Regions from separate parts of the Mus musculus genome. Here regions 2 and 3 are each linked to region 1. A link is a loop called in an ENCODE intact Hi-C map of the cell type or tissue named here. Cell type or tissue: left cerebral cortex. All regions are shown on one strand.

Region 1 (8,000 bases):
AGCTTGTAATCTCAGCTGTTCTGGTTGCTGAGGCAGGAGAATGAGGAGTTCAAGACCGGACTATACCATGGGCAATTTAGTGAGACCTTGTCTCAAAACAATATGATTTTAAAAATCAAGGGCTGGCTGTATAACTTAGAGCAGAAGACTTACCTAGCAAAGCAAGCTTAGTACAATCTCCAGCTCTGGAACAAAAAGGAAAAGAGAAAAAGGAAGGAAGGAAGGAAAACAGTATTGAAAAAATAAATGAAGACAGATAAAGACATTCATGAACCAGCAGTGTTCACTTATCACATTACCTGCCTTAGAAAGTTATATGAAGATGTCCTCCAGAAAACAAAGAAAGGATGGAGAAGAAAGAAGACATAGATGTAAGCAATGCCGGAACCATGTGACAGACGCAGCCCATGGGTGGCAGAAATACACTGCAGAACAGTACTGAGTTTCCGGTCATATCAAAAGTAAAACAGAAACTGTTAAAAAAGGACAAGGGGAGCGGGGGCGGCTAGAATGTAGCTCAGTGAATTTATCTCTCATAAACAGACTGGGTTTGATGACTAGCAACACACACGTATACTACCACTGGGGTGAGGGGAGGGTTATGAGAAAACCTGGTGGCAAAGACATTTCTGTTTCTTCTCTCTTTAGTTTACTAAGAATAGGTAGGTAAGCTATGAGAAGGGGTGTGTGAAAGGACCAGGGTTGGCACAGTGTGAGTGCCCGGCTCGCCAGCAAGAGAGAGGCCACAACAGGATCCTTCTGCACACATTTATTGGGAGAGCTTGATTGCAGAGGCAAAAAGACCCGAGCCCCAGAACTGGCGCTGCTTATATAGGCCTAGGAGAGGCGTGTCTACTCCCGATTGGTTATGCTTTCAGTACCTCATTTACATATCCACACCCGATTGATTATGTTTTTAGTACGCATTTCAGTACCTCATTTACATGCCCAGGGCCAGGCAGTGACTCGGCAAAAACTTTACTGCACATGTGCACATTGGTTGTTTACCCAAACTTATGGGTAGTGGCCAGAGGTAGCCAGCGCCACCTTGTAATGGCGTATGTGGCTTCCCACAGCACAGGACTCACCAGAACCAAGTTCTCAGTGCAAAGGAGGTTTATTTGCCTCCAGAGGGGAACGGGCAGGGATAAGAGACAAAGACAGGAGACAGAGGGTAAGGGAGAAGAAAAACGGGCTAAGGGAGAGAGGGGAAGGAATATTTGCTCCTGAGGAACAAAGAAGTGCCTCTGGATAGAGGGAGACAGACATGGCCCACAGGCAAATGGGGAAAGCCTTGGTTAGGATGAAGTGTTAAATTTTGATTGGGAAAATTAATTAGGTAAGCCAAAGGGGCCTTCTGATTGCTGGACTTAAGTACTTTGATAGCTGGACCTTGGTGGTCAGCCTCAGGAGGAAGAAGTGATCAAATAAGGGACTGGACCTTGGTGGCTCAGTTTAGGAGTGTAATCTAACGATCTTTAGCAAGGGGGGTGGGAGGGGTAAAAGGCAAATTCCATCAGCGCCATGTTAGCCATACTCAGGTATGGGAAAGCACTTCAACAACAACCTGTAGTCCTACCTACTTAGGGGCTTAAAGCAGTGTATAATCTGAGACTCCTGTCCCAGCCTCCCTAGTGTTAGGATCATGGACATGGCTGCTATGCCCACCCCCCCTCCTAGGTTTGTCTTATCTCTCGGGTCCAGGAGTTAAAGGGCAGCCTGAGCAGCTTGCAGGACCTCATTTCAAAGAAAATAAAAAAAAAAGAAGTTAAAGTATATGATTTACAATTATGAAATTGGGCATTCAAAATAATTAGAACGGATACGGCTATCAACATTAGGGGCAGTGAGTTGACATTGGTCTAGGTGAGCTGACTCCTAGTTCTTCATTATTAGACGTCAATAGAGATTTCTGGAGCTGAGAACCATGATATGGACACTGGTACATCTAGATACAAAAAACCAGGTATCATTGGAAATATAGAGCTAAGGAAAAACAAACAAACAAACAAACCTAGGAGGGGGGATGGGCATGGCAGCCATGTCCATGATCCTAATACTAGGGAGGCTGGGACAGGAGTCTCAGATTATACACTAAATGCAGCAGACCTATAATTAGGTTAGCAGAGATGCTGGCCCCACCAGGTCTTGTGCACACCGGGAATCTGTCTTAGCTAAACCCTGTGCACAGGAAGAATGTCTAAAGTTTCTCCTTCTCTGTAACCTTTCACTTTCCTGGTCTGAAAGTTCTTCCTCTCGATTGTCACACGTTTCTTTAGCCATAACATGCACATCATATTCACAGCCAAAGAAAGCCTTAGTACTTTTGGGGGGAATGGAGAATCCAGAGTCACCAAGGCCCCCAATCAACTGCCAGGGTGTCCTTGTTCTTGCTTGTTCTTCCATTTCCTGGGTTCTGCCCCGTGCCCACACCATAGCTTTATTTTTTTTTTAAAGTGTGTGTGTGTGCTTGTGCGTGCATGCATGCGTGCGTGTATGTGTGTGCCACTTATATGAGTTTGGTTTTGAAGACCAGAAGAGGGATCCTGGAGAGCTGCCTGTTTGTGTTCTAAGAACCAAACACAGGTGCCCTAAAAGAGCAACAAGCACTCTTAACTGCTTAGCTATCTCCAGACTCAACAGGATAGGCTTTCAAACCACAAGAATTCTTCAAGCTATCTTGCAAACCTCTAACATCCCACTTTAAAGGATACAGGGTATAAAAAGAAAAAGCATGGTGAGGAGCCCCCCATCTTAACAGACCAACTTTGGTGAGGCCAAGGAATGAACTCAGAGTCGCACACACGCCTAGAAAGTTCTTTGCCACGGAGTTCCCTAGAGGTGAACTTTGCTTTTAGCTCTCTGTTGTTTGTTTTGGTTTGGGTTTTTTGTTTTTTTGTTTGTTTTCTGACTTTCATTTGTTTTAAAGTAAGAAAGGCAGGCATAGTGGTTCATGCTCATCATCACATTACTTAGGAACTGAGGTAGGGAGATTCGCCTGTATCTGTCTGCGCCCATCCTGATCTACATAACGACAAAAGGAGACTCTGCCATCAAGCAAACAAGGTAACAACAACAAAAGTGACCATAGGAGGGGAAAGTTGAGAATCATTGATCTTAGCAGGGAAGGTTTTCACTCTTTCTCCTGCCTGGCTTTGCTCCACCGCGATCTAAACCAATGCAGAGACTGGAGGAGTTACATTGTTACTCCTCTGACACATCTTCTCAGTAGCATTCATTCACTCCAACAGTCCTGCTGTCTCTTATACCTAAGCAGCAGGACCAGGCTTCTAAACAGGGCTAAAAGTCTCAAGAACTCCCTGGTAGTTCTGCTCTGCTATCAGGACACGTTTCCTTTTAGTTCATAACTTCTCCCCTCTCGGGGCTCCAGTGGAGCAGAGCATAGCACCTTGTGGTCCGGGGTTTGATCCCTAGCACTCCAACCCCAAACGAGCCTCTGAGTTTCCACAAATATTTAGAACATCTTTTCTCAACCTCCCCCCCCAACTGTTTTTCTTTTTGTACCCACATCCATGGATCATGTAGATTTTTTAAAACCATCAGTGTGTAACAGCTGAATGGCAGGTGTGTCTCAACAAGGGTTCTGACATGCCAGGTGGTCTCTGAAGAAAGGTATGGTTAAGAGATGACTATCATCGTTTCCTTTAAGTACAGTAGTTAGTTTAGCTCCATTGATTATAGCTTTCTGCTTATTTGATTTCACAGCAGTTTTTAAAATCATTCCACAAGGATAGTGTACCTCTCGAGCTAGCTGTTCAATGGAAATAAAATTCAATGTTGCTTTCAAGTCCTTAGAGCATCTCATAGGGAAATAGTGGCATTGTGAAGTTCTGAGTGTACCCCAAAACCACAGGTGCCTATGTGGCCATGGCATTACACCTATAACTCTCCCCACCTCCCGGTATACCCAACTCTGCAGAACTCTGCACTGGCAAACAGCAAAACAGTCCTCTTCTGCCACCTACTGTCCTTTTCGAAAATTACACCTTCTTGGACACCGTTCCTGGGTGAGGCAAACCAAACCAACCAAACAAAACCTCTGGGCCTTAAATGGCATACATCAAAGTAGCTAAGTGGGTGAACAGGAACTATGATGTCCAAAACTTATATAACAGTTTTTTGGGTACTTAAATGAGTGCTTGATCAGATGGGTTATGCACATCATTAGTAATGTTCTTTCTACTGACACTTTAACCTCTATAGAACATCCTCATTTTCATGGAGACTGAAGTGTCCAGTGGTGAAATGTCACAGTTCTTCAGTGGCTCTCTGTCAGTTCCTGTTCTCCAGATCTCACTGTGGTCTGCCGTGTCATTTCGACTTCGTTACATATCTGAAATTTGTGCATAATTTTGAAGGAGAGCTAAGAATGTCAATAATGTGTTCTGCTCCAAGTTACCAGATGAGATAGCAAAAGAAGAAAATTTCATGAATGAAGGGCGACTCTCACAAATCCACAGAGGAAAGACTGACTCAATGGTGGAGCTGGAATTTCTCCTACAATCTACTCTCGTGTGCCAGAACTGTCAGCGTGTGGTTCAGAGGCAGTCTGCCAGTCTGGTGCAGCACATTCCATGGTGCTGTTTGCAGTTAGACAGCACCGAGTGACAGCTGAGACAGGGAGATGGATTTGACATATCCATGGCAACGCCTTGGAGGAGCACACGCCCCATGACTCTTCCCTCTGCTGCTGGCCAGCATCGGGTTCACAGAGTGAGCCTCTCTCCTGCATTGGATTGTCAGAACACCTCTTGGGAAGTCAAAATACAGAAACTCTAGGCTACATTTCCTTTTTCCCTGTTTGGGTGCCAGGCTCACAGGATACGGACATGCCGCTCAGGGGAGACAAAATGTAGCCTAAGATAGGGGCCTCAGCCCATGTTTCTCCGGGTGAGAAACTGTGTGGGCTGGGATGGAGGCTGTGGTTCTCAAACTCCTGGGCAATGCCACTGGGAATCGAGGAGCTGAGAATGGGGGCCTGTGGGCCTGAGATGAGCCCAGAACGGGGCAGGGGATATGGGGGAGCCATCCAGCTTAGTGCAGGGTGAGTGCCAGGAGTGCACAGAGGCTTAAGTTCTGCAGGAGACTTAGGCACAGCTCTGTATGAAGAAGGCCTCCCGCCATGGTCGTCTTTAATGAGAGAGACAGTCCTTGCTTGTCCAAACTGTTTATCCAGGGAAATGGGTGCATAGGACTTACTCAGGGTGGGCCAGAGATTAAATACCTTTTGCAGGAAGGAATGTCCCTGGAAGGGAAGTTTATTGGCTAAACCCTTGGCGCCCATCTAGATATCTCATTAGCATGGAGAACTCTGTGTTTCTATACTACTGTGACTAGTTATTATGGTCCTCTTAGTGGGGTGTTGTGGTCACATGCTCTAGGACAGGAACCTGGTCTGGAGCTAGTGAACTCCTGCCTTTCTCCATGAAGAGTTCAGGGTTCTGAACTTTTGCTACCACCTTACCACTTCTTCTGTGGTGGCACAGCAGGTCTGAATTCTGGAAAAGGTCCTGGCTATCCTCAGTACATTCAGACTGCCCTGTGACCTAGACTCTTGCTTCTGAGTACTTTTCCTAGAGCATTTACCAGACAGGAGGAACAAAGCACTGTTGCTGATGGGTCAGGACTAAGCTACTATCTCTGAAAGAGAAGGAAACAGGGGCTATGAGCGGTTAAGAGCATTGGTTGCTCTTCCAGAGGTCCTGAGTTCAATTCCTAGCAACCACGTGGTAGCTCACGACCATCTGTAATGGGATCTGATGCCCTCTTCTGGCCTGCAGATGAATATACAGCAGAGCAATACACACACACACACACACACACACACACACACACACACACAAAATTCTGTCAGATACTGTGAAATACTATGCAGAGCACAATGACTAGGATTTGAACAATCGATGGTGATACGTGGGTGTCTCTAAGGGGCAGAAAATAGGAGTGAGTGGTGAAAAGGGCCTGGAGCAAACAGGGTAAGAGCAAACTCTCCATCAAAGAGCCCTTTACCAAATGGATTTCCTCTCGTGCAGAATGGGGAATACTTCGCTGCCATAGGCGTCTTCCCAGGCTCTCACTGAGAGTGTCCTGCGCAGCCATGAGGAAATCCCTGAAGCGTGTGGTCTTCTGCACACTGATGCTTTACGCTCCGAAGGGTGAGCACTTTGGACACGTTCAGCCTATCACCCTTTGCGTCTGACACAGACTTTGGCAAACAGCAAGGGGATTTGTCTGTTTGCTAGTTGGTTTTTGTCATGTAAGTCACACATTTAGTTGCTATGTTACAACGGGCTTGATAAAATTCGATGAATGTAGACTTGAGGGCAGCTTTCTGTCGGTGATCCATCTTTTTCTGCAGTGGAAGCCACTAATATTAAAGCTTGAACTCTGGGGTACCAGAGAGACGACACCGTGGTTAAGAGCACTTGCCGCTCTTCCAGAGGGCCTGGTTTTGGTTCCCAGCACCGACAAAATGTCTCACAATGCCAGTAGCCCTGGAACCAATGCCTCTGGCCTCCGTGGGCACCTGCACCTGCATGCACACAGTCACATGTGGACACACACACCTACACGTCCTTAAAAACAAACAAATAAAGCCCCTCCTGTTTGGAGTGGAGCTTGGGGGAAGAGTGCCTGACTAGCATATGAAACCCTAGGTTCAGGCCCTAGGAGCCCTCAAACAAGCAAAAGACCTTCAAGCAAAAGTTGCTCATTAATATTACCTACAAACTGAAACATAGGTGACTTTTTTAGCAAGATGCAAAATCACTGGTAGTCTAAAAACCCCAGAGAGAACTGCCATTTTCCACAGATACATAAAAATATCACAAGCTTCCTGGGAGTTTCAAGTTACCCCTTTAAAACAGTCTTGCTTAACCTTCATGGTCCTTCTCCAATAATCAGGACAGACTTTTTCCCCTAAGAGGTTTATTTTTCCAATGCATTATGAGTACAAAAAATACACCCAGCAATTACACAGCATAATTGTGTCATAACAATGTAATTGCACCTCATGCAGATTTGGATGGAGCTTTCAAACACTTGGGGATGTGTTCTCGGGGGACTTCTGTTAGAAACAACAAAAGCTCAGCTGGGTGTGGAAGCAAATCTGTGCCACAACTCTGAGACTGAAGGAAGAGACTCTCCAGCTTGTGGCCAGCCTGGGGGCAACATATGGAAGAGAGAGACAGAGATAGATGATAGATAGATAGATAGATAGATAGATAGATAGATAGATAGATAGATAGATAGATAGATAGATAGATAGATAGTAGATGATAGATAGACAGAAATAGACAAATAGACAGACAGATAGACTATAATAGATGATAGATAGATAGATAGATAGATAGATAGATAGATAGATAGATAGATAGATAGATACTATAATAGATGATAGATAAATTATAATAGATGATAGACTATAATAGATGATAGATAGATTATAATAGATGACAGATGATAGATAGATAGATAGATAGATAGATAGATAGATAGATAGATAGAATAAGATGATAGATAGATAGATAGATAGATATGATAGATAGATAGATAGATAGATAGATAGATAGATAGATAGATAGATAGATAGATAGATAGATAAAGATGATAGATAGATAGATAGATAGATAGATAGATAGATAGATAGATAGATAGATAGATAGATAGATAGATGATAGATAGTAGTAGATGATAGATAGATGGGGACAGACAAACAGACAGAGAGATAGCTGACAGCTAGAAGAAAGAATACGAATGAGAGACGCCATGGAGGCAGAAGCTTGAGGCAGCTGGTCACACTGCATCCACAGCAGGGACCCGAGTGTGACGAACGCCACCACTCAGCTCCTCCTCTCGCTTTAGTTTACTTTGTGTCGTTCTTGGTTGTCACCCTGACTGCATCTGGAATGAACTAAATCCCAAGTGTGGAGATGAGCTGAGATGTCCAGCCTGCTAGATTCTTGAACTTTCCATTGGTA
Region 2 (8,000 bases), 400 kb before region 1:
CTCTTCTTCTTCACCCTGGCCCTGGCACACACTTTCTAGTCAGGTTTATCAGATTCAGTGATGAGACACAAAGGCTCTCATTATTGCCTGGGTTTCATGGGAATGTTTTATTTCGGCAGGAGCGAGGAACAGGGACCTGTAAAAAGTAACCGGAAGCCCCTTGATGGCAGAGGGACTTTTGGGATGACATGGACAGCCACTTGGAGTCTAGGGAGACTGCTCAGCCCAGCTTGTGGGGAACTCTTTCCACACCCTGAGGGGTGAGGAAGGCAGGTTGGTGGGGGTTCAGGCTGGCATCTAGCCTCCTTGAGGACGATGCTACTCTTCTCAGTAAGACAAATATTCCCCGTTAAAGATCAGAAAGCTGTGGAGGGGCAGGTACAGCTCATGAATGGCTTCCCTGACTCCCATATGCGAGGGTCTGGGTTCAGTCCCCAGTGCTCACACAGAGACAACAAGCAACTGCATTCTGTGTTCTGAATTGAGAATTCAGGCTTGCCATTTTCTCTGGTGGAAAAAAAAAAGCAAGATGGTATTTTAGAGTCAAATAAACAGACATCATCCAACTAATACCTAAGAAAAGGTCCAAAATGGCCCACATAAATGCTTCGAAAATCTACTTCTGACATACTTGGAAGCAGCCAGGAAGTTGCTCATTTACTGAGTACCCCAGGCATCCTTATGCCTCTGCGGAGGACTCAGGACTCGCGGTGAGCAGCTGCAAGGACTGCGCAGCCCCTGCAGATGTAGCCAGCCTTTGGGAGGCTAACTTCAGGCCAGCAGATGCCCCGGATTGCAGCAGGCAAGTGTCTGAGAGAATCGGTGTGGGCAGAAGCCTCAAGGAAGGAACCCTGAGGAGCCAGGAGAGAGGAGACGATCGTTAGGGAGAAGCTGATGGTCAGGGAGAAGCTGATGGTTAGGGAGAAGCTGATGGTTAGGGAGAAGCTGATGGTACTTGGTAAAATAACTAGATAGGACATGTGAAAAGCAGGCTGAACAGGAGCAGGAGCCATCTTGGTGGCTCGTGACTTGGAGTCTTCATGCTCTGAAACTGTGGCAGAATTGTTATTGGTTAGTCTGGGCTACACAGAGACTGTGTCTAAAACAAAACAAAGCACCACCTGAACCAACAGAACCGAAGGTGGAGGTGGGAAGGGTAGGGGTGGTTAGAGTACTGTATATGACTTGTTTCTTCTCAATACAAAAATAACAAACGCAACAATAAAAGCAAACAGAAACAGGAGCACAGCTGGGAGTGGTGGCACATGGCCCTTAATCCCAGCACTCGGAAGGCAGAGGCAGGCAGATCTATGAGTTCCTGACAGCCAGGGCTACACAGAGAAACCCTGTCTTGAAAACAAATGAACAAGCAAAACAAAAACAAACAAAAGAAGCAGGAGCACACTAGGAAGGGTAGCCTCCTCTCATCATTGTTCTCTTTCCTCCTCCCTCCTCCCTTCGCCCCCCTCCTCTCACCCATCTCATAGCCGCAGCATATCTTGCAGCTGCCAGTCACCACCAGGCAGCATCCTCACCATTTTTCCTGGCTGCTCCATCCTGCCCAACGTTCCCTAATGAACACAAAGTCTGTTATGTATTTGAGTGTTAATTGCAGTATCATAGATGTTAACCTAAGCTTGGAAGCCTCACTAGCCAAGGGTGCAGTTAGAGAAATGGTGGTTACATACTAAATGAAACAGTCAAACACAAACAACATGACACAAAGCCTTATGTGAGTGATTTAAGAAAAGAAAGCAAGAAAGAAAGAAAGAAAAGAAAAGAAAAGAAAAGAAAAGAAAAGAAAAGAAAAGAAAAGAAAAGAAAAGAAAAGAAAAAGAAAAATTGTATAAAAGCTCTGCTTGTGATAATTTGCATGACTGGAAACAGGCAGAAAGGATTCGGAGAGAAAATGATGTGTTGGCAGAGGGGAAATGCGTGTTTTCTTTTGTTATTTCCTCTGGTGTTTAACAGTACACCCAAGTCAACTTTTAAAAAGCACCCCTCCCTGGGAAGATAACAACGTCCTCACTCCTGGGCATACCTTGCAGTCCCTTAGGACTTCTGAAAAATACCAATGCCTAGACCCCTAGAGAGCAATAAAATCAGAACTGTGCATGTGTGCGGGGCCGTGGGTGTTAGGGAAAGAGGTGGGTGGGAGAGAACCGGGGTCCCGCCAGAGTTCCAGTGCTCTGGGCAGGCGGACTCGGGAGGACTGGCAGACGCTTTCCACACAGCCCTGGGTGGGCATCTGGCTGTGTAAAGCCACTGACACCACACGGCAGGTGGTGGACAAGGGACAGCCCCAGGTACCAGGTTCTCAGTCTCTAGCATCCCACATTGGATACAGAGGAGGAGTTGAGAACAGAATAGGGGCCCTGGGGCAGCACTCGCCCCAGAGATAAGGGAAGAAGGCAGGGGGAGAAGGGGCTTAAACGAGAGTCCTTGGTCCTGTCAGTGGCTGCAGCTCAGGAAGGCCTTCCGGTGTGAGGTCAGACGTGGCTTGTTAGGAGAAAGCCTACCCCATCATTCAAGCACAGTAGGCATTCATGATCAGAGACAGTTTATGGTTTTAGAGCTTTATTGTAGAAAGACAGGGGAAAAGGAGGGAAGGTAGAAAGAGAGAGGGAGGGGCCAGTCATGGCCATGAGGGGAGAAGGGGAAGAGAGAGAAGAAAGGCTAGAGAGTAAGAGAGGTAAAAGCTTAGAGAGAGAGAGAGAGGTGGGAAGGGAAAGGAAGAAAGAAGGAGAGCTAGAGAGTGAGGAGGGACCAAGCAGCCTCTCTTGTAGTGGGTTGCTATCTTGTTGTTGCTAGGTAACTGTGGGGAGGAGTCTAGCCAGCATGCCAGAAGCTTGAGACATTGTCTATGTGACTGCTAGCCACATGCCTTCTCTTGTGGGGGACTGTGGGGATGGTAACTTTGACAGGAGCCAGGGGTCCAGGAGACATGATCAAACGCCTTCTGTCCCATGTAGGTGGAAATTACCACCCACCGGGTCCCATGGGGTTCAAGACCTAAACTTCAGACCAGGCTGTCTGTGCATAGTCCCTTACCCTTTGCCATTGTTATAGGACATTACTATTTGCATTTTGTCTCGGGGTTTTGCTTTCAAACATCACTCATGTAGCTCAGGCTGGTCCTATATGTGTTATGTAGCCCAGGCTGTCCCAATCTTGCAGTTCTTCTGCCGCTGTCTCCCACGTGCTGGGTTTATAAGCGTACGCCACTGTATCCAGGAGGCAATGCTCTTTGAAAAGCTACAAGGTTGGATGGTATGTAGCAGGGGAGTGTTTGTACCTGCCCACATACCTTAGATCAACCAGCTTGCCATCCTAACCCTAAATTGACAACAGCTATGCACAAAGGCAGGAAACATGCACTCGGAGCTGGAGAGAGATAGCCCATTTGGCATTAAAGAAGTCTTTATGGGTGTGATAAGGTGGACTGAGTGGGAACCAACCGTGACATAAGACAAATGAATAGTGTGAGAGACAGAGTACCTGTCCCTATGTTATCCTTCAGCAGGTAATTTCCAGCTGTCCCAACAAGGCTGGTCCTGTCCTTGTGTATCCCTTCTGAGACATCTTCCCCGACTGTACCCACGCCAAGAAAGACAGCCTTTAGCTCTGTAGCCAGTGCAGCATAGGGCAGCGCTCAGCACATCTGAGATGCTCGGTTGCTCCATGCCTGGCGCGATGGTGCACACCTGCAATCTCAGCACTCGAAAAGTGGAAGCAGGAAGCTGGAGAGTTCAAGACGAGTCTGGCGCATAAGCAAATGAAATATAAAAAGTACTTAATGAGTGATCATTAAATGGATATAAATAAGTGCATAGGTAAATCTGTTCCAAGGAGTGCAAATAAGATCAATTTGCTTAACAAGCACTCGAGGGCTTCCAGGCCAGTTAGCATCATGGTTTGTGAAATCAAGCAGGTTCCGTGTCAAAACAGCTCGGAGTTGACCTGAGAAACCAGCCTTTGTTCACAGAATTGTTTCTGAGGCGAATGAAACTCGTGTGTTTCAAATCACCGGTTTCCAGATGAATGTTTACAGTGCAGTGTAGCCTCCATTTAAGCACAGCCTGTACTTTTCCAAGTGCCCCATGCTGAGTCTTGAGGATTCTTTTTATAACTTCTATGGATCACTTGACTATGCTGACTGGAAAAATGCTCCTTCCAGAAGCTCAGCTTAGAGAAGGCTTTCCTTTTTTCTTTTTTTTTTTTTCAGCAGGTGACATCTGTGAAAGGAGTCTGAACTCTGCTATCCCAGGCCTCTACAAAGTGCAGCAATTATTTTTCCCCTAGTGATTTCATTAGTAGGCGGGGCAGGGACTTAGCATGCTAAAGGAAGAGCTAGTCATCGTGCTTGACACATGCCAGCCATGACCCTAACTCCTGATGGTCTTCCTCTTCTTCATCCAAAACTCAGGCACCACTCAGCAACAAGGTACAAAGGAAGAAGCTGTTGGGCAACCCCGGTCTCCCTCCATCCACAACGGAGACAGCAGCTGTCTTTTCCCAGCCTCCATTAAAATGCAGAATGGGGCTGGAGAGATGGCTCGGCAGTTAGGAGCACTGACTGCTCTTTCAGAGGACCCGGGTTCAATTCCAGTGCCCAACAAGCACCTCACGTGGTCTATAACTCTAGTTCCAAAGGATCAGATGCCCTCTTCTGGCTTCCTTGGACACTGCATACAAGTGATACACAGATAATACATGCAGGCAAAATACACATACATTAAAAAAATAGTAAAATAAAATGTAATTAATTGAATCCTAAAGCAATCTAACTAAAACCTAGAACCCACTAAATTGTGAAATCCTCCAAAGAACCAGTCACGTTTCCGCCTGGGGAAGGGGATACAGTAGAGTTTATGGAACAAGGACAGAATGAGGCATGGGGAGTATAAGGAAAGGATTTACGTGTTATATGTGTGTAAGCAATAGTAGAGAACAAAGTCTGCCTGGAAGAAGCAAAAGGAGTGGAGATATTTTGAGATATATCGAGAGAGAGCGCCATTTCTATCTCCTTTTTGACAAAGCCTGGGCAAAAGGCGGTAGGAAAATATCTCAGTGTGAAAAAGAACACAGGGCCCAGCCTGCTGCTGAGAAATCAAGCAGAGACTGCCCTCAAGGGGCATGGAAGCATCCGGTGGAAGCATGAGGTGACCTGCAGAAGTTAATCTCTTGCTTTAAGGAAAAGCAGAGATAAACTGAGTAAAAGCTTGACTTCAGAGAAAGCAGATAGCCCCTAGGGAGACTTGCTTGGGAAATGGTTTCTGTAACACAGCTGGGCCTCGGAGGCACTGAACATCACACTCTCCAGCTGCGGATATTTGAAGGAATAATTCAAGTGCTGAGAGAAGGGCAGGCACGATTTCTTGAATGCTGACGCTAGATTTCATTTGAAGTACTGCTTCAGCTGGGGAGACGAAGACAGTATCAAGAAATAAGAAGCCTTTCTTTCAGAATCCTTGGGTACCAGATGCTCCCAAAGCCATCCCTGCCACCCAGACATCTCCAGTCGTCCCGTCCCCAGCTCCAGGTCCAGTGGTGTGAGGAGATATCTCTCCAGATTTTATACCCTGTTCTGGGTCACAGCAGAGGGTCGTGCCTTGGTAACATCTGGCTACTCTCGCCCAGATGTTTATCCTATAAGGGGCGTTCTGCAGCTTGGGTGTCCTAGGCTTCACCATAGCGAGAGAGTGTTTTCCTTTTTCTTATCAGCGACACACATGTTCTAGCTGTTTTCCCCAGCAGGATGCGCTTTATCTTAACACCAGAACATGAAGGTGTGGCTCATGACAGTTTGTCAGGCAGAGGACCAAGGGGAGCCAGGGTCTGGGGGGGTGGCGGGGGTGGGAGGAGGATGAAAAAGTGGCACTCGGCAGATTTTTAAGACAATAGATTATGCTGAGTGCTGCCATATTGTTGGGCAAACATGTCATCTTCTATTCATTCGTCAGACCCCACAGGATGCTCAACACCCAGAGTGAGTCGTAGTGTTGATGGTGAGAGTCCACTAATGATGGATGATGTTAGTTAATGCTAGCCCATCAAAGCTCCTGGGTAGAACGGGGACAGGAGCTTCCGAAGCGGCAGGGTTTGTATAGGATAAGGACATACATGCTAAAGACTCGCCTAAGCTAGAATTGAGAACAAGGTCTGGCTAGAGAGACATGCAGAGGACAGACTTAGCAGAGAGATAGCAGATCCTCTTGTTCTTCTCTTTTCTGGTTGCTAGGTGAGGGAAAGGAAAGAAACCCTTGCTCTTTCTACACCAGAGCTCTAGGTCAGTGGGGAAATGGGGCGTGTAGTTCTCTCTACTGATTTTGGGCTTTGTTGTTGTTGTTGTTGTTGTTGTTGTTGTTACTGCTCTTTTTAGATGTGTCTGAGCCAGCAAGACCACTGGTAGAGTGCATGAACACCCAGACTGGCCTCCTGAGCTCGCAGGGGTGAGAAGGCCTTGGGGAGGTTGATCTCTTTCAGTGGCATAGCAAGGGGCTGACTGCATAGGAACTACAATGCATTTCTCAGATTCTGAAAACTCGCAGTGCAGGAAGTGTCTCTGTATGAGCCGTGATGAGCAGTTGTCAAAGGAAACCCTACACGTACAGACTTCCAAATCAGTCTCAGACCGGTGTGTGCTAACCGCTTCAATCTGCACCACAGAAGATTCAATTTCCTCTGTGGGTTAAATGAAAACATAGCCTAAAAATGCTGTACACTTAATCTGCCTTCAATCCCCACTGACTCTCAGCAAGAGGCCAGAAAACAGCGAACTGACAGAGTGCCAGAAGGAAATTTACATACTCTCATGGCGGTAGATGTAAAATCATGGGAAAATTGACGTGTCCTGCCTGAAAGGACACAGAAAACCACCCAACACATGAATACTAAACAGATGAAGATTTTTATTTTCCAAAAACTATACATGGCCAGGCTGCGAGTGAAGCTCAGTGATAGGACAAAGCTTACTGTGTCTGAGGCTCTGGGTTCAATCCCCAGAGGGAGAAGAAACAGAAAAGAAGTGGGAAGAGGTGAGGAAGGGGAAGGAAGCAGATGACAAGAGACAGGAAGAGGTAGAACCTCACATGCCTGCAGGTCTTAGATGCTAATACAACAGACAGGATCTTTAGGCCGACAATATGATTCTCTGTAACTTAGATCTCACAGAGAATTCTGATAAGGAAATGATTGTGATTGTCTGTCTGTTTGTGTCTGTGTGTCTGTGTGTGCCTGTCTGTATGTGTGTCTGTGTGTGTCTTTGTGTGTCTGTGTGTGCCTGTCTGTATGAGTGTCTGTGTGTGCCTGTCTGTATGTGTGTCTGTGTATGTCTTTGTGTGTCTGTATCTGTGTGTCTGTGTGTGCCTGTCTGTATGTGTGTCTGTGTGTGCGCGCATCTGTGTGTGTCTGTGTATGTCTTTGTGTGTCTGTGTGTGTGTCTGTGTGTGGCATGTGGTGTATGTGCATGTGTTATGTTCAAGTGCACATATATGTGGAGGCTAGAGGAGAACACTGGGTGTCATCTTCCTTTATTGCTTCTCCTCTCTTCCTTCCTCCTTCCTTCTTTCCTTCCTTCCTTCCTTCCTTCCTTCCTTCCTTCCTTCCTTCCTTCCTTCCTTCCTTCCTTCCTTCCTCTCTTTCTTTCCACACAGGGTCTATCACTGAACCAGGAGCTCACCGGTTCAGCTAGACTGGCTGGTTCCCAGTATCTGCCTTCCTTTCTCTGCTCCCGCTCCCCCAGCCCCCTCTCCAACACTGGAGTTACAGGCATTCGAAGGAAGCCATGCTTTTGTTACATGCACTCTGAGGGTTTGAATCCAGGTCCTCCTGTCTTCACAGTCAGAACTGACAGGAACTGAGCCATCTCTCAGCCCATGGCGACACTACATTAGCTCACCATGAACTAACTTGCTCGTTCATTCCTAATGCTGAACACCACTAATCTGAAAGGCCACATGCTTGTGAGTTTCAGACTGTAAAGCACTTTGGACGGCAAG
Region 3 (8,000 bases), 380 kb before region 1:
GCCACGGGATTCATATCTGTTGTGTGAATAGGCAAAGAATGAAAAGACTCCTGGTATACACATTCACGGCCATCTCGGGTCTGATTCCTGCAACTGCCTCCTTCCCTTCCATATCCGAGTACACAGAAATCAACTAGAGGCAACGCGCTGCCAGGCAACAATTATACTGCCCCTTTAACCTACAAGGCCCTTCTACCATGCTTCCTTCTCAGGTCAGGTTTCCCTAGAAACAGATTAAGAGAGATTTTAGCTGTCTGTTGATGAGTGCTCTTGGAATAGCTGCCTAAGAAGACAGAAGGACATGGCAGGAAGAAATCTCTAGTGTGTGGTAGTGGGAGGCTCTGTGAGGATGGAGAGAGTTCTGGAATTGTCCTGATGGAGGCAAGGGGAGGGACCGTTGCATGCCCACTTTGGGTGACACAGCTGCCTTCCTAGAGGGACTCCACCACGAGACATTAGATATAACACTCCAGACCTCTACAGAGTGAGTGCCTCTGGCCTGCAGGAAGATCTGGAGTGCCTACCTTCCTGTCTCATCTGCCTGCTCTGTGGCTGACTTCCTGTGGCATCCAGAACAGGGGGCACTGTGTCAAAAATGCCACACCAACTCAATTGTGTCTCCCTGACACACTTAATCCAATACCTAGCTGTTCCAGAGGAGACCGAACATGAGAGTTTGACTCTATGTACCACTAAACTTTTAGAGCTAGGCATGGCAGCTCACACATAACTAGCACTTGGGAGGCTGGAGCAGAAGGACTGCCTATCCTGGAAGGCTGCCCTGAGCACACGTAGGAAATAGTAGGCCAGCATGGACTATAGAACAAGAACCCTGTCTAAACAAACCAACAAATCCGCCAAAGTCTTGACTTCCAACAAGAACACACAAAAATACACACATGCTTTTAGCCTTTATTTTGGTAGCTACAACAGCCCTCAATGCTGGGGACTGAACCCAGGGGCTTGCTAGACATTCTTATCACTGAGAAACATCCCCAGTCCTTGATTTCTAAGACAAGATCAAATGTAGCCAAAGCTGGCCTCAAACAGAAGTCCTCTTGCTTTAGCTTCCTGAGTTTGGGACTGGAGGCATGTGCCACAACCCGCATACCACAAGAACCCCCATGGGTTCAGCTGGGGACTTGCTTTAAGTAGGTACAAGTAAGGGAGGTCCCACACACACAGCTGAAAGCAGCTTCTTGTTGACAGCATTGTGAGAGCCTTGAGGTCTGTCCCTGATCAGACACCAGGCTCCCGCTGGTGAATCCCTCCTCCTCACAGGCTGCTCTGAGAGCTGCCTGATTAAAATGCTGCAAGAGCTGAACAGCCACAAATCTAAGTGTCCTAAGTTATCATTTCCCCTATTCCATTTTGTGTGTGTGTGTGTGTGTGCGTGTGCGTGTGTGTGTGTGTGTGTGTGTGTGTGTGAGAGAGAGAGAGAGAGAGAGAGAGAGAGAGAGAGAGAGAGAGAGAGAGAGAGAGAGAGAGAGAGATTTTCTTCTAGGACCCTGCAGCTACTAGAGGAAAGAATAATAAGAAAAAAAAATCTGTAACACAGGAAGATGCTCTGCCTCCTCCATTATTATTGAACTGGTTTTGCACAGTATGCTGATCTCTGAAACGATGAGCTTCCAAACAGCAGCCAATGCTACGGAGACAGTAGAGCTGGCCTCAGGTCTGCAACAAGGCAAGAGACCCCATAGAATAAAGATGTAGGCTGGCGTGATGTACAGGGAAAGATGACCAGAGTAAAATAAAGGACCAGCACTCTGCACATACGTGCTGTTCGGCTCTCCATAGAAAATGCCATTACATGTTCTGAGCATGTAGTTTGGGCCCTCTGATGTCAGAAGGTCACCCATTAGACACTTGTTAGGGAACTTGAAGGACCTGTGGTTTCCATTTGGCCAAGTTCCTTCCAAGTTCCTGAAATTTAACTTAAGCAACATTTATCATCTTGACCAACAAGGCAGAGGTGTTAACTGCAGCAAAGCTAACAGTGCTCAGTGATTAGACCTCCAACTGGAAGAAAAGCAAATGAAGGGATGGAATGGGGTGGGATGGGATGGGAGCCACTCCGTGATAGAGATTCACCCAGCATGAGCAAGGCCTTAGGTTTGATTCCCAGCACAGTAAACACAATTTGAAATTATAAAGCAGTGAAAACAAGCGAAACTGGAGGAGTTTCACCATATTCACCGTAGCTTTACAAACTACAGACCTTCATTCCCCAAAGAAAGCAGAGACAGAAGAGAGAAGAGGCAGGAAGCAGGGATATGAGAATCCCCAAGGATGAGAAATAATTTCCCTTTCTTCCCAGGGTCACATACAACATGGAATTCCTGTCGAGCTTCTCTCTCTCTCTCTCTCTCTCTCTCTTTCTCTCTCTCTCTTTTTCTCTGTGTGTGCTTGTGTGTGTGTGTGTGTGTGTGTGTGTGTGTGTGTGTGTGACTGTGTGACTGTGTGTGACTGTGTGTGTGTGTGACTGTGTGACTGTGTGTGACTGTGTGACTGTGTGTGACTCTGTGTGTGTGTGTGTGTGTGTGTGTGTGACTGTGTGACTGTGTGTGACTGTGTGTGTGACTGTGTGACTGTGTGTGACTCTGTGTGTGTGTGTGTGTGTGTGACTGTGTGTGACTGTGTGTGTGTGACTGTGTGACTGTGTGACTGTGTGTGACTGTGTGTGTGTGTGTGTGTGTGACTGTGTGACTGTGTGTGACTGTATGTGTGTGTGTGTGTTTCTCACTGGGAATTGAATGCTGAACCCATGCACGCTTAGAAAGTGCTTTACCGCTGAGGCTGAGCTCTATCCATTCTCAGCCCAGCTGCTGAGATCCTAATTTGTGTGGCAGCCAGAGTTTTGTCTTCTCATTTCCCAGTGTGGATTCTGTGTTCAGGGCAGCTGAGCAACTACATCCAGCTGAGCTGCAGAGGGCTCGACATAGACCTCAGATGGCTGTGCTCCAAGGTTGTTTATTCATTCCCCAAACACGTAAATATCAAGCTGGGCATGGTAGCAAATGCCTGCTGAGGCAGGAAGATTGACAGTTCCAGGCCAGCCTGGCCTGCACTCCAAATGACTGTCTCAAAAACAAATAAAGAAAGTAAATATCATGGAGCAGAAGTAGACGTAGAAACCAATAGAAAATAAAACAGGTGTGGACCCTCTCCTCAAGAAGTCTACGTGATAATGGAGAAAAACAGATGATAAATGCCAATTTAAAAACAAGACTCTACAAAATGGTACCCAAAGCACAACACAGGGAGAACTTGGCCAGTGGCTGCAAACATGAAAGACTTGAAGGTGTCTACAGTGTTTTGCTTTGGGGTGTCCCTCACCCCACTAAGAGATGACTGTAAAATTAGATGCTGGGATGCATCCAGACGGTGTGACAGCTATCCCACATAAACACTTTGTATCTTCAGCTTTGCCACAGTAGACAGTTACAACAAATGTATTTAAAGATATGTGTAGGCTTTGCTTATTTGTTTTATTTTCTGAGATTATGTTGCCCAGGCTAGTATCAACCTCAGGGGGTCACATGACCCTCCTGCCTTAGTCTTTTGAGTAGCTGGAATCACAGCTATGAAACACGCCTGTCTTTTTTATTTTACAATCAACTTGATTTTAGAATTGGGCATATTTCATTCTCTTAAATAGAAGTATTCCATTAGCCCAAGTATGAAAAGGTTGGCTTTTTTGGTTTTTTAATTTCTTTGGTGGCTGAAGTTTCTGTTTGCTGCTTGCTTTTGGCTCTTTAAAACAGTGTCTTACTAAGTATCTCACATACTAGTTAGGCTGGAACCGACTATATAATAGTTCAAGCCTGCTGCCAACTCTAAATCTTCCAGTCTCTTCCTCTCAAGTGCTAGGATAGTGGGTGCACAAAGCTAAGGATTTTGTTTAATATGTAGGCCCCCAAAAATGGGGAGACTCGAAGAAAACAGTAACAGAGCCATGAAAGGCTAAGTACGTGGTCTGCGTGGTGGTGCGTGACTGTTTTATAGAAAGACTGAAGCCGAGGGAACTTTACTCTGGTTGCTATAGAAAATGAGCTGATTGAAGACATTTGGTTCTTATGTCTCTCACACCGCTTGCCTCTGAGAAAGTCAGATAAGCTGCTTAGTTTCTTTTGTTTGTTTGTTTGTTTGTTTGTTTATTTTATTTTATCTTATTTTATTTTATTTTTAGGAGACAGGTTTTCTCTGTACAGCTCTGGCTGTCCTGTAACTCACTTTGTAGACTAGACTGGCTTTCAACTAGAGGTCTGCCTGCCTCTGCCTCCTGAGTGCTGGGATTAAGGGCATGGGCCGCTGTTTCTGCTTCTTGACATAAACATCAGTGTAGGTACCATTTTGACTTGCAGTTTAGTCCTTGGGGCCCTGTGCTGTAGCTCTGTCCTCCCGCCCCTCCTCCCAAATGGCAACCTGAGTTTTCATTGGCTGATGGCTAGCTGCCTCTGCTAGAGCCTCTGCTGGTTTGCTGTCCCAGCCTGTGGATCTGTACGTATAGTTCCAAATCCAAAATCATAACAAGCAATGTTTGGCTGAGCCATAGCCCTGGTCACTGTGCAAGCCACGCCCTGTCCCTCAAGATTCCATGTGCAAGTACCTCACCACTGCTGAGTGCCTATGGAACAGTCCTGCATTTTCAAAAACTTGCAATGTGTGGATGCTAAAACCTTAGGAAAAAAACCTTCCCAGGTGTGGTGCTGCACATTGGAGACAAGCTTACACTGCATAAGACTGTCTCAGAAAAAAACCAAAAAAAACAAAAACCAAGAATAACAACAAATCCTGGCTTGTAAAGTTTCAAGGAGGAAAACAAGATCCAATATGAATTCACAGTCTATCTAAGTAGAAAGCTAGCTGTATATCTGATGCTCTCCTAATACTCTTTTGGTCATCATAATATGCATCAGTATCTTTTCATAATTTTAATCAGCATAAATATCAGGCTTGCAACTTTTATTTCCCACTCCACACAGTAAATTTCCACTTACTACCATGGTCCCCATGTGTCAGTCCTACGACCTTATAAACCTTGAGCACGCTGATGTTCATTATTTATTTTCATTGTTCCTTTCAACTGCTAGAAAATGCTCACACATAACATATAAAGCCCTATAAAGAGCTTTGGTGAAGATTTTTGCTTCCCTCTTCTCTCCTTTTGCTAGAAACATTCCACAAAGTATAGTACCAAGTCACTGGGTACAAACAGCTTTAGAGCTTTTATTCAATGTGCTAGACCAAGGCAGCTGTGGTTATACATGCATCTAATCCCAGAATATGGGAGGCTGAACGCAAGTTTGAAGTTAGCCTGTACCACACTGCAAAACTCTTATCTCAACAGCAAATTACAGCATCAACAGAAAAAGTAGCAAGAAGTCTAGAGCAGTGGCTCTCAACCTTCCCAAGGCTGTGACCCTTTAACACAGCTCCTCATGTTTTGGTGACCCACAACGATCAAATTATTTTTGTTGCTACTTCCTCACTGTAAGTCTGCTACTGCTATGAATTATAATGTAAATATTCTTGGAGACAGAAGTTTGTCACTGGAATCATTACCCACAGGTTGAGAACTGCTGATCTAGATAAACAGGTTTACTAGAAAGCTTCCAAAAAAAAAAAAAAAAAGATAGAGCCAGGTCACAGCACTGGAATTCATTCATTTCCTTTCTTAGAACTACTTCAGAACTTAACCTTGCCGATGTAGAAGAGATGAAATCACTGCACTCAAACCAGGGGACTGCTTCCTTTTAAGACCAACTCAGGGGCTGGAGAGATAGCTCAGCAGTTAAGAGCACTGACTGCTCTTTTGAAGGTCCTGAGTTCAAATCCCAGCAACCACATGATGGCTCACAACCATCCGTAAGGAGATCTGATGCCCTCTTCTGGTGTGTCTGAAGACAGCTGCAGTGTATAATTGTATATAAATAACAATTAAAAAAAAAAGACCAATCCAGGTTTTTTAAAATTTATTTATTTTTTTCCCAACTGTAGTTTTCCCTCCTCTACTCATTTCCTCTCTCCCAGATCCACTCCTCCTCCATTTCCCTCCAGAAAAGAGCAGGCCTCCCAGGGATATCAACTGAACACAGCATACCAAGTTACATTAAGACCAGGCTCAAAGCCGGGCGTGGTGGCACACGCCTTTAATCCCAGCACTCGGGAGGCAGAGGCAGGCAGATTTCTGAGTTCGAGGCTGGCCTGGTCTACAAAGTGAGTTCCAGGACAGCCAAGGCTACACAGAGAAACCCTGTCTCAAAACAACAACAACAACAAAAAGACCAGGCTCAAAATCTCATATCAAGGCTGGACGAAACAACCCCGGGGAAGGAAAATGGTTCCCAAGAGCAGACACAAGAGTCAGAAGCAAGCCCCACCCTCACTGTTAGGAGAGCCCTAATCCTAGCTCAAGCTACACAACCATAGCATATGTACAAAGGACCTCACTCAGACTCAGACAGGCTCCATGATTGCCGCTTCAGTCTCTGTGAGCGCCATGAGCCCTGCTTAGTTGATTCTGTGGGCTGTGTTTTCATGGTGTCCTCCACCCCTTTGGCTCCCACAATCAATCCCACAATCAATCCTTTCTCCCCATCTTCCACAGAGTTCCCAGAGCTCTGCCTAATGTCTGTCTGTGGATTCAGACCAATTCTTAAAGCCACTCTTTGGCACCACTAGTAGGCACAGTGTATTTACTCTTGTCACTCACAAACCACAGTATGGTCCTACATGTGCCTGCCTTTGCCTGAGCACCTCTGCAGTGCTCTCTCCAAAGAACCACAAGGCTTGCTCCCAGTCCTCCAGTCAGATGTCTGCTCAGGTAAGATCATAACAGAGCTTTATTCTTCAACCCATTTAAAATGTCCTTCTGCTCCACCTGTCACCTCAGTGTGCTTAGGTAGTTCTTTTCATCACCTGGTACAATATGCACTTATTTGGAATTCTGTGTCCCTTCTGTAGAATTTTCATGTCATGAGAACAGAGGGATCTGTTTCTTTTATTTACTTCTCTTTTCCCAGGGTTGTGAAGGTACCTGGCACATTGTAAATGTTCAGTGACTATTGTAGATGAATGAATGAGTGAGTGTATGAATAAATGAATGAATGGGTGAGTAAAGAGTTAAGTATCAAGCCCGGTGTGGTGGCGCATGCCTTTAATCCCAGCACTTGGGAGGCAGAGGCAGGCTGATCTCTGAGTTCGAGGCCAGCCTGATCTACAAAGTGAGTTCCAGGACAGTCAGGGCTATACAGAGAAACCCTGTCTTGAAAAAGCCAAAAAAGAAAAAAGAATTAAGTATCAGACATACATCATCAATCATTCCCTACTCTGTAAAGCAAACCCTGAAAAGCCCTGTGGAGATCACTCACGGGTGGATCTTAAAAGTCTAGCGATCATGGTCTTGGCTTCTTATAAAATTCTAGCAGAACTAGAGGAGAGTCTGTTGGGGATTGATTCTAATGCTTTGACTTAATTTGGCTCCCAAAATCACATGGGAATCTACGTATCCAGACACTAAGGGTCCCTGTCCCCAGCTGGTTTTTGATTGGTCAATAAGGTTACTAACAGCCAATGATTGGGCAGAGAGACAGGCAGAATCTTCAGATTTTCCGGGACAAAGGATGAAGAGAAGAGAAAGGCGCACAATCTCCAGGACAGGGAAGCAAGAGATCTGACTTAAGAGCCTACCAACATGTAAGCATCAGGGCAAGCTGCCTCAGGGGCCTCTCCCCTGATTGGGTCTGGGGTAGCAGAGATGAAATACAGATTTAATAAGTATTAACTTATTATCAGAGGGGAGTTAGCTATGTGGAGGTTCAGCCGAGACCTGACCATTGAGCTAGTTAAGGCATATCAAAAGATAAAGGTTGCACATGTGTGTCTTTTCATTGGCGAATCCGAAGAACTCTGGTGGGGGCAAGAAGTGTGATGACCTGCTGCGAGCTCAGCGTAGTTTAACAGTCGGTGACAGAGCACAGAGCTCTAGATTTGAG

Evidence for each region. Hi-C counts contacts between places; a loop is a spot of excess contacts. Peaks named below come from ENCODE experiments on the same cell type or tissue, not always from the same donor. Only the 100,000 strongest peaks of a DNase experiment are listed, where the experiment ranks them.
Region 2: it touches region 1 in a loop (2.6-fold over the local background); 9 of 42 quality-filtered maps call a loop at or near these places.
Region 3: it touches region 1 in a loop (2.8-fold over the local background); 4 of 42 quality-filtered maps call a loop at or near these places.

Annotation. Positions count from the first base shown.
Region 1 is chr13:95,559,858-95,567,857 of GRCm38, reverse strand. No RefSeq gene overlaps it. Among named protein-coding and RNA genes, the nearest start is that of Gm32640, 15 kb to the right of the region's middle. In left cerebral cortex, a CTCF peak has its summit at 3,986 (motif pointing left); DNase peaks (open chromatin) are centred at 3,976 and 4,531.
Region 2 is chr13:95,963,058-95,971,057 of GRCm38, reverse strand. All of the region lies in intron 12 of Sv2c (synaptic vesicle glycoprotein 2c), which reads left to right. Among named protein-coding and RNA genes, the nearest start is that of Gm24032, 70 kb to the right of the region's middle. In left cerebral cortex, a CTCF peak has its summit at 4,665 (motif pointing left); DNase peaks (open chromatin) are centred at 2,818, 3,713, 4,091 and 5,328; H3K27ac peaks cover 412 bases.
Region 3 is chr13:95,935,960-95,943,959 of GRCm38, reverse strand. No RefSeq gene overlaps it. Among named protein-coding and RNA genes, the nearest start is that of Gm24032, 43 kb to the right of the region's middle. In left cerebral cortex, no CTCF peak of the experiment used is centred here; DNase peaks (open chromatin) are centred at 1,194, 2,883 and 3,360.